Regions from separate parts of the Homo sapiens genome. Here region 1 is linked to region 2. A link is a contact called in ENCODE Hi-C or POLR2A ChIA-PET data. All regions are on one chromosome and are shown on one strand. The core of a region is the stretch at or near the end of the contact, and the rest is flanking DNA. Distances in the headings are between cores, read along the strand shown. Region 1 overlaps DICER1 (dicer 1, ribonuclease III). Region 2 has its middle 86 kb from the start of LINC02279.

The links. Hi-C counts contacts between places; a loop is a spot of excess contacts on that map. ChIA-PET counts read pairs that join two places held with the same protein, here RNA polymerase II (POLR2A). Pooled maps may share reads with other maps.
Region 1: a map of sigmoid colon shows a loop between it and region 2 (2.1-fold over the local background). The contact joins two enhancer-like sites. A Hi-C loop is called at or near these places in 1 of 168 maps with a recorded cell type or tissue (sigmoid colon) and 1 of 50 pooled maps. POLR2A ChIA-PET finds 5 or more read pairs at or near these places in 2 of 52 experiments (activated T-cell and activated naive CD4-positive, alpha-beta T cell).

What each region holds. Positions count from the first base shown.
Region 1 is chr14:95,094,498-95,101,606 of GRCh38, forward strand. DICER1 (dicer 1, ribonuclease III) reads right to left here. Exons shown (of 27, transcript NM_177438.3): 22 at 5,283-5,438; 23 at 1,328-2,216. Among named protein-coding and RNA genes, the nearest start is that of MIR3173, 40 kb to the right of the region's middle. Within about 2 kb of position 1,687, at least 2 of the 41 ENCODE cell types and tissues checked have a DNase peak (open chromatin) inside an H3K27ac peak, as active enhancers do.
Region 2 is chr14:95,045,936-95,053,267 of GRCh38, forward strand. No RefSeq gene overlaps it. Among named protein-coding and RNA genes, the nearest start is that of LINC02279, 86 kb to the left of the region's middle. RefSeq lists an enhancer at 1-75. Within about 2 kb of position 1,441, at least 4 of the 41 ENCODE cell types and tissues checked have a DNase peak (open chromatin) inside an H3K27ac peak, as active enhancers do.

The DNA of each region.
Region 1 (7,109 bases), core at 437-2,936, 49 kb after region 2:
CCTCTCGAGTCTCCCTCACACATCATCACTTAAGTGAAACCAGGGCCGCACACACCTCTCCATGTGGCTACACTGTGCTGCCATCGCTAAAGTCTCATTCACACTCTGGAATCTGTGCATAAGTGATACCATTCCTCACTATTCCTGGGCTATTTTTGTTACACAGGATGACAGGAAAAGAAGACCCTCTTCTTAACTTGAGCTATTATAGAAATGAATTTACCACAAACCAAGAGATTGAGAAAGAAGAGTTGTGAAAGGGAGCAAAGGCAGGTAAACTGGTTGTCAAAATGTGAAAATGATCAATGTTAAATCAACACCTCTATTTTCTCACAGTGATTAAAATAATATATCCAGCTGAGGAAACTGAGGCAGGGACCGATGGTGACTTGTCCCAGAATAAGCAAGGAATTAAGAAGCAGGGACTGCTAGGCGAGAACCCAGGTCTCGGAACTTCCAGCAGAATGTAGTCGAAAGCCACGTATCATTTTTCCTCCATAACGAAAATTAGGCTTTAGTTTCATCAGTCTTTCCAGTCCAGAGTCAGATAGTTTTTCACTTTTTGGTTTTTACATTTTGCTGATCACCTTAACCTACGCTGCTTTTATTATATAAACTACAAACTTTATACTTTGCTTTGGTGTTCTGAATTCAGGCACTTATTTTTCTGATACAGAAATTGAAATGTAAACTTCAGCTGTGTTTCACAGCCTGAAGCTGATTTGGGTGTGAGGGGCTTGTTCTCCCTTCTAATCTAATGGGTTGACAGTCTATTAAAAGAGGGGCAAATACAGAGCACAGTGAGAAGTAGAAGATGACAGCAGAGTCACAGCAAGGGCCACGCAACCTTCTTGTGAAATCATTGCTTTTAATCTTTTAATCTATCCATCTTTAAAAAGACCCTAAAGGAGGGGTCTTTTTGTCCAGGAAGAACAATAAAAGGCTGTGGAAATACATCCAGAATATACAACTAAATCAAAAACCAAAAGCAGCACTGAATGGGCAAGAGAAAGATATTTGCGGAGGATAAAATGGGGAAAACACATCAAAATACTAAGGTTAAAATTTCTCTAATTAGGCAGATATAAAATGACACTGATGAGGGTATATGATAGCCATACTCCCAACAACCAAAGTTATAAAGCAATACGTGCTCCCCAAATAACAAGGAAAAGAATTCTTTCTATTCCTTTTGTTCCCCGCCCCATCCCTTGAATATTAAGCATGAACACTGTACATGCATAGATCACTTTTACAAGGCCAACACGATGAGATCAACACAAAGTCTCATTTTCCCAGAAATGAAGTCTGGTCGTGGGCTCCTTACCAGTGATAGTATTGTAGTGGTAGGAGGCATGTGTAAAAGCCTGGAGAAGGTAAGCCTTATTCTTGAATCTGTAGTTGATTTTCTTTTCAAAATTTTCAAACCCCGATATAAGGTGATTCAGTGTTTTATCTGCATCTGGATGATCAAACATACATCTTGGTGGAATCTTCAAACAACCATATTCCGAGTCTTTCAATACAGAAGAGCGTGAACTGGCCACAGAAGCAGCAGCACAGCTCACTGAAAGGTTCTTTTGTTGGCTGTTGAAATTCTCCCGAGTAGGGCACAGGGCCTTTTCCCGATCAGTCCTTTTAATTACCGGGAGCACCTTCAGCCCCAGTGAACAGAGGAAAAGCTGAGCAGCCCTCTCCCCACAGCTGGTTAAATAGCAGCCCAGCAGGGCTTCCACACAGTCCGCTATGCTTTTGTCAGCAATACACTGCTCAGTGTGCAAGTCGTAAGAAATGGACTGCTTTCCCGTGTCAACACCACAGTTTTCTTCTGATGGATTCCAGAACCCCACCACAAAGTCATCTTCTTCAACAGCTTTGCTAGGATCCAGATAGCACATTGCATCCCAAGAGCTGTAGTCAAAATCCTCAAAATCTGATGAAAATGGCATACTACCTAAGGAGGATTTTTTGGGCATTTTCCATTCATATGCAGAATCAGTGGTTGAAAAAGGAGAAAGAGAGATTTTCTTTACAAAAGCTCCTGACCCCATTAACATATTATCTATAAATCTGATATGTTCCTGATCATACTCCAGGAAATCATCTTCATAGTCAGCCTCTTCCTTCGGAGCCCTCCACATCAGGCTCTCCTCCTCCTCATCCTCCTCCTCGTAATCCTCATCCAGTTTGCCATTCGCCAGCATGCAGTCTTTTGTCTGAAACGAGGGGGAATGGGGAAGGAGGGGAAACATAGCTGCTGTTTTTAAAAGGGTTTGAAACTCAATAAAAGCAAGGGTTATGGATAATTTCAAATGACAACCACAAATACTAAAAGGCAACTTTAAAATCATGGCCATTTGTTTTCAATTAACATAAAATAAGTTATTTAATCATATAAACAAAGTAAAACATGTTCTTTGAATGTTCGTTTTCTAAGTTATAAAATGACCTTTATCCAGTATGAAGCTTTAAGTTAAGGACTTTGAACATGGATATAAAGTTAAAATTAATGTCCACAATGCAAAACTTCAACTAAGTCGTCTAACTCTGGTAGGACACACAATGAAAGCACTCATATGCTGATCACACAGATCTTCAATTTTGCTGACAAAATTTGAAAATGTGGTAATTTGATTTTCAAAAAGATTTTCAAACTAATAAAACGAAATTCCAGATGTAGAAAAGCATTACCTTTGCAATTAAGAATATAATATAAAAACAGATAAAATCATTTTTTAAAATGTACAATAGGATTTTATAATAAAGCTTTTTGTCCCTATTTCCACTTCAAAGTATACTTGCCACAAAAAAACTACACTGCTTTCCTTAAAAAATAAAAGTGATCACTGCACTAAGCTATGAATTTGAGAAGTTACGTTTTTTCCCTCCACTCTGAACTACGGTAATCAGGGGAACAGATTATAGCATAACTGACAAAAATGGAAGAAAATTTAGACTAACATGAAACACAACAATCCAATTTCTGTCAAAAGATCTTTGCTAATTCCAATTTCTTTGGCAAAAGCTTATTTGTGAGTGACAACCTTAATAATGGGCTAGATTTCAGTAATGATGTAACTTCTTTGCAATCCTAGAAAGATGCCAAATTTCTGTTATGCAAGTTTTTAAAAAACCAAAAAACTTGTGAAGGGGGAAGACGAAGGGTGTGCATCAATGTTGATTGTAACAACTTTCCAGTGTTCTGACAAAAAAAAGTTGCAACCTTCAAGCATTTTTTAAATACTACAAATATTTTAAACTAGACTCAAGATATAAACACTACATTTGTCTGAAAAGAAATAGCAGTAAGCCAAGCCATATCTCTAACTATTTATCTTTTCATTTTTTTAATTAAGAAAGAAACACCTTTTCAAGAATAAGGAACACCAAAAGCAACTGTAGCGGCAGACCTCAAGGAACATTTCCTGCTAACAATCTTAGACTTTCCAAGGCAACATGAAGATGTTTTTGATTGGTCCTTAAGAAAAAGAGGGCCAAACTGCGATTTTTAAAAAATCAGACAATATTTTTTTTTTATTGAAAAAAACCTTCTGTATCTTTAGAAAGGTGCCACCATAAGCCAAAAGTGGCAGAGCACAAAAATCACAAAGGGCTGACTTTTATCACAAACTGTGTGATCCTGGGCAAAGCCTTTTAGTGCCTCTGGGTTTCAGATGCTTCATCTACAAAAGAGTGGGGTTCTGTCTCATAAAATGTTTTTCAAGAGCACTTCAAGCCTTTTAAGAAAAAACAGCCACATGAAATCCTTTTCTATATCATTCAAGTCAACTTTGATACTCTCGTCTATTAAGAGGCGTTTTAGCATGCAAAGGTTTCCACTTAAGCCCATTTGCTGAAGGGCCAGAGCAAGGTAGGGAGAATGGCAATGCAACCAGCCAAAACCACAGTGTATCTTTTCAATATAATGCAAGGGCCTATATTTCAATAAAAGTAACTTACTAAATAAAAATCTGAACAGTATTTCTAATGAATTCCAATAACCAAAGTGCCATCAGAAACATTAAGAAAAATAAATTGAACTTTGTGTTGTATCTTAAAAAAAAAATCAATGACATGCCAATGTCACCTTCATGCTACAAGTTTTTAAAAAGAGCCAAAAACATTATGAAACGGTATTAACAAAGGAGGATGACTGTTACTGGAATGTTATTCATAGAAATACCATACCATTTCTAAAGTTGAAAATCTATACATTTTCCTCTAAGGTTCTACATATTTCTAAATTAATAACAAATAATTGTTCGGACCTAACTTGCATTAAAATATTCCCTTAATGCTTTTCCAAATAAGTTCTAATTCTGTAATAAGACAAATACTACATGAGTTAAAAACATCCTCAATAAATAGGTAAAAATCCAAATAGTGTCACTGAACATGCTACCTGGAAATACTTAAAGGCAGATATATAGGATACATGCATCACAAAGAAGACATGGAGAAAATGGATATTTAAAAATATAACCTTTGAAAGAAAAAAACGGTATTATCATTGTTGGCCTGAGGTAAAAATGAAGTAACAATGAGCCAATTTATTTTTAATGCAAAATAAATCTCCAAGAAATGAAACTGTCTGAAGCATTGCCTTTAACTTCGGAAGAGGCACTAGAACTCTCCCAGTCAACCACCACTGCGCTGGTTCCTGCAGTTTGGAGGCCCTCCCAAGTGCCCTCTGGTGGCCTTCAAGACAAGACAAAATGAAGTGGCTGTTGCTGATATTTGGAGTCTTCTTAAGTCACTGGCAAGATTTAAATTATTTCCAGAAAATAACAATCTTTATGGATGATTTTTTTTTTTTAAGTTCACAGGAGTCCTGACTGGGAAAACCCTGAGCTACAAAAGCAAGATTTTACTGAAATTAATTATTTCACAGACAGACTGGAGATCACAGGTCACTGAAAAGTCATTTCACTGAACAGAGCTAAGGATCTAGGATAAATTGTAATAACAGCAAAGTGAAATTTTTTTAAAGAAGAGCAAAACTCAAAGTCAAAACATCACATACTCTTATGCCTTTGGAAAAGAAATAATAAAAATAGAAATTTGCCTCCATCAAAATTATAATACTATTTCTGAATTCAGTGAAAAGACAGTGTAATTAAAGGAATTAATTAAATATATCAAATATCTACTCTATTATAAACATACCAAGAAAATGAAACAAAAAATTAATAAAACAAATTATTTGGCTCACCGAAAAGTAAATCCCTCCAGTTACACACACACACACACACACACACACACACACACACACACAAACTTACCATTTCATCTTTTTCCCATTTATCTGTGTTGCTTTTGTCTTGATTTACTACATAACCAGGAGGAAGCCAATTCACAGGGGGATCAAATATTGACACCACCATGCGGCTGGGTAGTCCCTTCTTTTTTCCAAGGCGATACAGATTACAGTTGCTGACCTTTAGCAGAAAATATTAGGATACTTATCCATAAATGATCACTGCTGGAATTCATTCAAGGCATATTAACATATCCTCAGTTAAATGTTCTTAAAATTAATCAATTAATTATATGTCATCAATTAATTATAAGGGCTCTACAGTTTTTCTACCCATTCATGTTATAAAAAGAATATTAAATTCCCACATATTCTATGCTTTTTTGGTGTAAATATTTCTGAATATAAGATGCAGAGCAGAAAAAATAATGTATATAACTATGCATACTCCTTATGAATGACTGAGAAGAAACACTTCAGACAATATCAAAGCCTTGAAAATACAACCTGATGATATAAAATGCAAACTGCTAACTGGAATTACCAAAGTAGAAAAGAACCCATAGAAAAAGTCAAGATGTCACAATATTTTCAATGAAATGGGGGGAGGATGCCATCAGCTCTAGCTGCAAAGTGAAAACTGGCACCGAACAAAACTGAAACAATGTTATATTCCTAGAATCGAAGCCACAAACGGGATTTCAACTGTAATGCTCTCTCAAATATTATTCCTTTGTTTTACAGCCATTTCAAGACACTTTTATTCAACTTAAAAAAAATGAACCAAAAGGTTTCTGTTTATTCACATTAATGGAACAGCTTTACTATCTTACCCTCTACTCCGGTCTGTTTTTCCTAATGCCTCTATCTCCTTCTTAATTTCTCACATCATTGCATTTCTGTCAAGTTAGTACTTGGAAACTAGGGTCTAGAATTGTCAATCCCATTTTCATTTTCATAAAGCTCGGTTCCTTATTATTAAGTACTTCATTAGCCCTCTTCCCATGTAACTCAACTATTGTTTAATAGACACCCCCCATATGAGAGGCACTCGATTGGGCAACCCTGAGGGAACGATGGCAGCAGGACAGAGGGGCAGTCCTCGTGACACACAGGCTAGCAGGGAAAAGGAGGGTACGTGTGACCACTATAGCCAAAAGTACTCTCCCTCTCTGCCTGAAACGTAGCAGGCTGAAATAAATGCTAGCTTCCCTTTCCAAGCTAAGAGAACAAAGCATCACAAGCGCCAAGAAGAGGATAAAGTACAACGTGGACTCATGGGAGGGAAATCACATTCCAAGTTGACAGAAATGGTGGGCAGGATGAAGAAAGAGCTACGTAAGGTCTCAAATATGGGGCAAAATTCTGGACAGGTAGAGATGGAGGCAAGCCCTCTGCAGAAGGAAGGACAGAGCAAGGGCCCCAAGGCTGGGGGTCTGAGCGTGGAGTCTGTCCAATGAGCTGCAAGGGGCTTCCACCTGCTTAGGATCCAAAACGCATCAGGGCTGAAAGGGCCTGAACAGCAGGCTGAGGGAGTGATCATTCTTTCTGCAGAAATAAGGAGTAGAAGGTTTCTGAGCAGACAAATGGACGAGTTTTGTAATAGAAAGTCACCTCTGTCTTGTCTAACAGAGTATCCTATCCTATTGCCTATGCCACACTTGTCCAAGCCTCTGATACTTTCTTCCTGCAACCACCTCTTGGAAATCTCATCCATTCTCAGAGCTTCCGTATGGCGACTACTCTACAAAACCGTATCTGAATCCTACAGCCTCAATTATCTGAACATTTCCACTTCATATTCCATGAGGTCTAAAATCTCAACTCTAACATGGACTTCCCACATTTCTCC
Region 2 (7,332 bases), core at 191-2,690:
AGGAATCCCCAACTCTTCCAGCGGCCTGCCCTGTGAGAGCCACAAGGACCTGGGCCCCACCCCTGTGCTGTGGCCAGCAGGTGGATGGCAGCACTGCTCCTGCCCACCTGGACACACGTGCGAGGCCGTCTGACTCCCCTCATACCCCTGACCCCATCCCTACTGCTGCCCCACACTCCAGCCCCAGCCCCCCTGCCTATGCTGCCTCCCGGCCTCTGCCTCGGCCCTTCTTTCTGCCTGGAGTCCTCTTTCCTCGAGTGTTTACGTGAATGGGGCCCCCAGCTTTTCTGGGTTTTCTGCGCAGGTCTGTTCAACCTTCCCTGGCCACCCTTTCTAAAACCTTAGCACCTCCACTGCGGACACCCCATCCCTCTCCTCGGCCCTATCTTCTCCTTAGTGCTTATTCCAGCTGCATCCCACAGACTGAGTGAGTGAGTGAAGAACGCAGGCCGGGAGACTCCTTTGGGGACCCCAAAGGGACTCCGTGGAGTGCCCCCGGCCCCCAGGAGAACGCTGTTCTCCAAGAACTCTTAAGTCCACCGTAAGGAAAATGTAACAGGATTTTAAAAGGCAAGGGGAAAGACGCAGGAAGGGAGCTTTCCTGAGTGCTGGAATTTTCTACTATTTCAGCCATTTTTCACAAGAACCTATGAGACAGGTGTTTTCACTCCCACACCAGAGAGGTGAAAAACCAAGCCCTGGAGAGCTTAAGCTCAAGGTCCCCGGCTCCTTAACGCAGAGCCAGGGCAACCTCAGGTGCGCCCCACTCTGAAGTCCTGCCGTCTCTCAGACCCAGCCTCCACATCTAGGAAGCAGCAAAAGCGCAGAACAGAAGCCAAACTATCCCAGGGTGTGAGCCTTCTTCTCATCCGTGTCCCACCCAGTGGTCCCAAAGGTCCAGATCTCAGAGCTCTGGAGAGCAGGGACCTGATACTCTGAGGCTGCGGGGCCTGTGTCCCCCACCGACAGGAGCCAAAGGCCCATGCCCTGCCTGGGTTCCACACCCCCGGCCTGGGTTCCACCCCCGAAGCTGTCCGCTCCCATCAGGACGGGGCCTCTGACGTACAAAACCCAGGCCCTGCCTTGGACTGGTTTCGGGTTTCTACAACACAGTAAATCAGCGTGTTTTTATTTCTCCATCTGTAAACATCTCTCCATCTAATACGGTAACTGCTGTTTATACAGAGCTATAAAAACAGAGGTCAGAGCACAGTAAGATTATAGTCTTACTTCAATACATCCAATCCATAATAAAATACAATCTCACAAACGATCCAGAGGACCCGTTTAGGGGTTCCTTAAGAATTCATGTCTGTCATATGTAAGGATTCTATTCTATAATATTTTCCACAGCTGTCAGGACCCATTTAAAAGGCAATATCCTTTTGCTGGCATTTGATTTAGGCTCTGTTTATACCACGTGGAGGATTGTTAATTCTGCGATGTCTGACTCAGGGGTGTTTGATTACATGGAGGCCACCACCAACAGGGTGACACATGATGTAGTGTGAGACCGGGGAGCGGGGCTGCAGCCAGGCCCCTGTCCTGATGAGGTGCGTCTGCAGGGATGGGACTCAGCGGCGGGGAAATGAGACGCTCTGTTTTCCAGGCAGCCTGGGCTGGTGGCAGGAAGAGCTCTGGCGAGAGATGAATAGGACTTGGCCCAGCCATGCGCTCGGTGACGGGCGTGAGAGTTCATTTGCTGCTTGAAGATTTAGTTCCCAATTAATAAGTGGAGAGCCAGCCTGGTGCCTCAGGAGGTGTTCCGGGCTGAACTGTGTCCGCCACCCCCGCCCCAGCCCCCACCTTCTCCAAAAAGTCTATGTTAGGGTCCTAACCTCGGCACCTCCAAATGTGACTGTGTTTGGGGATGGGGCCTTCAAAGAGGTGATTAAAGTAAAATGAGCTCATACGGTCGGGTCATAATCCAATCTGACTGGTGTCCTTCTAAGAGGAGATTAAGACACAGACACGCGCAGAGGGAAGACCACGTGAAGATGGGGGAAGACAGCTGTCTGCAAGTCAAAGAGAGAGGCCTCAGAGGAAACCAGCCCTGCTGACACCTTGGTCTTGGACTTCTAGCTCCTGTATTGTGAGAAACACATTTCTGTTGTTTAAGTGCCCTAGTCTAGGATGCTTGGTGCTGACAGCCCTGGATAACTAACACTAAAGGGTCTTGGGCGGTTCCAGGATCCATGGACACTGCTCAGCCTTGTTTGACTATGTTTTTGTCATTAGAAGCAGCGCTGTCTGCGGGAAGGTGCCTTTCCTGCCCAGACTACTGAAGGAGACTGCCAGTACAAGAGGCTTTCACTCCCCTTGAGGGTGAAACCTTTGACCCTGCTGTCTTCCCTCCCTTGATGATCTCATTCCATCCCACACCCACTGAGGACCCCGAAATGTTTTACCCCAGCCCAGCCCTCTCCCCCAGCCTCAGAGCAAACATCCCACTGCTTGCTTCACAGGCCTTCCTGCGTGCCTACAAGTCCTTCCCACCCAGGGTGGCCAAAACCCCAATCCCGAGCACCCTGCAAACCTCCTCCCTTTAGTGGCTGTCACCATTTCAGAAATGGCACATTTCATTGCTTGGGCCAAATACCTGGAAGTTCTCCCACACTCCTCTCTTTCCACCACAACCACTCCCAGTTCATTGGCACCACCATCCCGTCAGCTCCCCTTCACCACATGTCCAGAATCCAGCCACTTTCTGCCCCCTCCAAGGCACCATCCTCATACAGCCATCATCATCTGCCACCTCCTAACCCCTCACTGGACTGTGATGCTTTCCTGTTGCTGCTATAACAAGTTAGCACAAACTTGGTGGCTTAGAACAGCACACATGTATTCTCTTACGGCTCTGGCGGTCAGCAGTCCAGCATGGGTCTCCCGGGTCTGTATGTAGGGTGTCGGTAGGGCTGGTTCCTTCTGGAGGCTCCGAGGGAAATCCATTCCCTTGCTTCCTCCAGCTTCTAGAGGCTGCCCACACTTGTGGCTCCTGGCCCCTTCTTCCACCGGCAAAGCCTACTGCGTGCACCCTCCTCCTGGGTTGTCAAATCCTTTCCATGGACTCTGCTTCCACTCCGGGCCCCTCTGCAATGTCTTCACCACTCACCTGCCTGCATGCTCCTTTTAAAATGCAAATCAGGTCTGGTCCCAATGGAGAGAGCCTCCTGGTGGCCTAAAGACCCCTGGTGCTCTAACCCCTGAGAGCTGTCACCTCTCCTGCCATTCACTCCTCAAAAACCCACTTCTCCTCACACTGGCCTTCCAGTTCTTTCTGGAACATGCCAAACATGCTCCACCCCGAGGGCCTTTCCCTTACTGTCCCTCTGCACACTTTCCCCAGAAACTAGTTCCCTGCAGGAGTCTGCCGAAAAGCCCCTTAGTCAGAGAGTTCCTCCCTGACCACACCACCTAAATTACAACCCAATCCTCCATCTGCAGCTCCCTCCATCTCTCCATCCTCTTCCATTGCTGCATTTTTCTGCATGGCATTTATCATTGTCTGATGTATACTTATTTGCTGATATTCTGTCTTCCCCACAAGGATGTAAGCTCTGTGGGAACAAGATGTGGTCCATCTTTTTCCCACTGCGTCCCCAGCTCTGGCTGGCACAGGGGGACATATACACATAGATGTGGTTGAATAGGCAGATGTGCATTTTGATTGATCAGTGGTTGAGGTTGAGACCTGAAAAAAGTCATTCCTGTGGTTCTTGAACCAGAAAATGTTTGAGTTAGAAGGCACTTCAGGATTGCCTTGTCCCACATAATCCATACAGGAGCTCCCTTGGGGTTCCGCCCAGCAGAGGGTCCATCTGCCCCCAGGTTCAAGAGCTGAGCTTCCCCCACTGCTCTAGGATGCCCTAGAAGGCATCTCATCTTTTGAGTTCTTGGATTCCAGTGAAGAGTCTGATATAGATTGGGTTGCATAGATGGATGGATGAGGATGTAGAAGGATATATTGGTGAAAGTAAAATAAAATGGATGGATGGATGGATGGATGGATGGATGGAAAAATGGATGGGTAAATGGATGAATAGATGAAAGAAAAATGAGTGTATGGATGGAAGGAAGAAAGAAAAGATGATGAATAGATGGATAGGTGGATAGAAAATGAATAGATAGGTGGAAAAATGGAAGGAAAAGGGAAGGAAGGAAAGAAAAGGGAAGGAAGGAAGAAAAATGGATGGATGGATGGAAGGATAGATGGAAGGGAGGATGGAATAAAGGAAGGAAGAAAAGATGATGGACAGATGGATGAGTGAAAACAGATAAATGGGTGGAAGGAAAATGGATGGAAGGAAGAAGGAAGGGAAGGAAGGAAGGAAAGAAGAAGGAAGGAAGGAAGGAAAGAAGAAGGAAGGAAGGAAGGAAAGAGAGAGGGAAGGAGGGAGGGAAGAAAGAAAATGTAGATGGGGGCAGATGGATGGATGAAAATCAGTGACATGGAGCTCATCCCATTCCAAGGCAGCCTGTGGTCACTGGAGGGAACTGGCAGACAAAAAGCCCTTCTTGGAGCTGCACTGATATGCATTTCCCTGTATTACAGAATTAGTTTGCCCAAGAACTTCCTTCTTTTCTTTTTCCATAGGTTTGCAGGCAGGAGAAAAGAGTGACAAAGTTTTTTCTTCCTCCTCTGTTCTATGCTCCCCGCTGATACCTCTGGTAGAGCATTCACCTACTGGGCTGTAGCCTGTTGGGTGCATTTTCCCCCTAATACCACAGGCTCTCAATTTCCAGCACAAAGCTCAGGACACCAGGAAACATCTGGTGATGGAAGGCTGAGGTCATAAAGGACAGCAATATCCCAGCCCACAGCAGGGTCCCCACACCTGCTGTACTGCATTCACTCGGTAGTGACTCCATTTCAAAAGGGGCCTCTCATGGGGTGGCCATGAGGAGCTGGAGCTTGTGAGCCCCTTAAAATGAAGGCAAAGTCATATACTTCACGTCTGCCCATTGCAAGAGTTCATCAAGAAAGACAGCACTGGTGTGTATTAAAAAACCACAATGTATTAAGTACCCGGCTCATATTTTCAACCATTTAACTCCCAGAACAAACCAGCATCACCACCCCCATTCTGTGGATAGGGGAAATGGAAGCTAAGTTGAAACTGGTTTGCCCACAGCCACATAACTAGTTCATGGTGGAGCAAGACTTGAACCCAGGTCTCCTGCCTGGCTCTGTCTCTGCACCTCCACAGCTGAAGGAATGAGAGGTGAGCCGCCAGCAGTTATGTGCAGAAGGGGCTGATAGCAGGACAACGTGGGCCATTACCAGGCTCTCATTTCCCCTTCATTCCTCTGGAAGTCACTGAATAGACAAGGCAGGGAGGGCTCCGACGACTACCTGGCACATGGAGGGTCCTGCACAGAGGGGAACTAAGGCGCATAGCAGAGAAACGGCTTGGCCATGGTCACAAATAAGAATGTGGCAGAAGTGGCCTGCTTGTAGGTGTCCTGTCCCCTTGACGTCGCCCTGTTTTGCTGTTCTGCTCCTACCTTCACTGGAGCCCATTTCACCCCTCCCAGCTCCCTGGCTGAGCCCCTCCTAGGCTACACTGTGTGCCCAGAGGGGTTGATTTGAGTCAGCCTCAAGCTGCACAATCCTGGGTGCTTCCTACTGACATTCACTCCTGGGAAGCCGGATTAGTCAGGGGTCTCCAGAGAGCAGAGAACAGAACCAATAGGAGGTGTGTGTGAGTGTGTGTGTGTGTGTGTGTGTGTGTGTGTGTGTGTGTGTAAAGAGATTTATTCTAAGAAATTGGCTCACATGATTATGGAGACTGGCAAATCCAAAATCTGCAGTGTAGACTGGCATCCTGGAGACCCAGGAAGAGCTGGTGTTCAAGGCCCAGTTCAAGGCCATGGGCCGCAGAATCCCTTCTTGCTCTAAGGTTGGTTTTTTGTCCTATGCGGGCCAGCAACCAATTGGATGAGGCCCACGCATGGGATGGAGTACAGACCGCTTTATTTAAGGTCCACCCATTTAAATGTCAGTGCCATTCAAAAACACCCCCACAGAAACCTTTAGAATAATATTTGACCATATCCCTATCTGGGCACTGCGGCCCATTTAAGCTGACACGTGAGATTAACCGTCACAGAAGGTAAAACACCCATCCCACAAGGAGCTCCTGGGATCCTCACAAACACAGGGCTCCACCCCTCGCCAGCCCTAGGGAACCTTGGACAAGTCACCTCATGTGTCTTCACTGTGCCCTCCACTGACGATGGGACTAAGAGTCCCCCACCTTGAGGCTGGGCCAAGGATCAAACAGGACGGTGCCCTTTATTACTCAGCAGAGTTGCTGGCATGCGGCGGTGACCAGGAGATGAGACTCAACAGCATCGTGCCCCTTAGGCTGCCACGCAGAGGGCCTGCCTGCCACCCCCCAGGCCCCGCCTTTCAGCTGCTGGTGGTCCTCTCTGCGTCTGTCACCTGTGGCTGATTCTTGAGCTCCATCCCCCGCCCTCCTCCTCGTCGGAAGCAGGCTGGCTGCAGCCTACCCTCTCTACTCACTCTCCAATACTCCCACCACTGGCTTCTGATTCAGCTCAGCCCTGGGGAAGTGTTTGTGTTAAGCTACCCCTTGTGTTGAAGACACCCCTTCCTGGCACCTGCCCACATGGTCCACATGGCCACCAGCACAGCCCCCTGGGGGCTGCTTTCCCCTACCCCTCACCACACAGGCACAGAGACACACATATGCACACCCACACATACACACAAGCACACAGGCCAGGATCAGCAGCTCTCCCGATGTGTAAAGAACATGTGGGGTGTGTAAAACCCCTTTTTGTCTCCATGGTGACAAAAGGGCTGCACCTCTTGGAGGACCTCCCTCCTGGACCAAAAGCAGTCACGCATCACTTAACGATGGGGCTACATCCTGAGAAATTCATTATTAGGCAATTCCATTGTGTGAACATCATAAAGAAGACTTACACTCTACGTAGCTGACTATATGCCTCGGCTATACGGTCTAGCCTATTGCATTGGGCAACATGCTACCATACTAAATACCGTAGGTGATAGTAATGCAATGGTGAGTATTTATGTATCTATCTCAAAACACAGAAAAGGTACAGTAAAAATATAGTCTAAAAGATAGAAAATGGTCCACCTAAGGCACTTACCAGGAACGGAGCTTGCGGGACTGGACGTTGCTCTCGCTGAGTCCGTGAGTGAATGAGTGGTGAGTGACTGGGAAGGCCTAGGACTTACTGCTCACTGCTGTAGCCTTTATCAGCACTGGACACTTATGATACGCTAACTATATCAAAAATATTTTCCTTTCTTCAATACTCTATTAATCTTAGTGTACT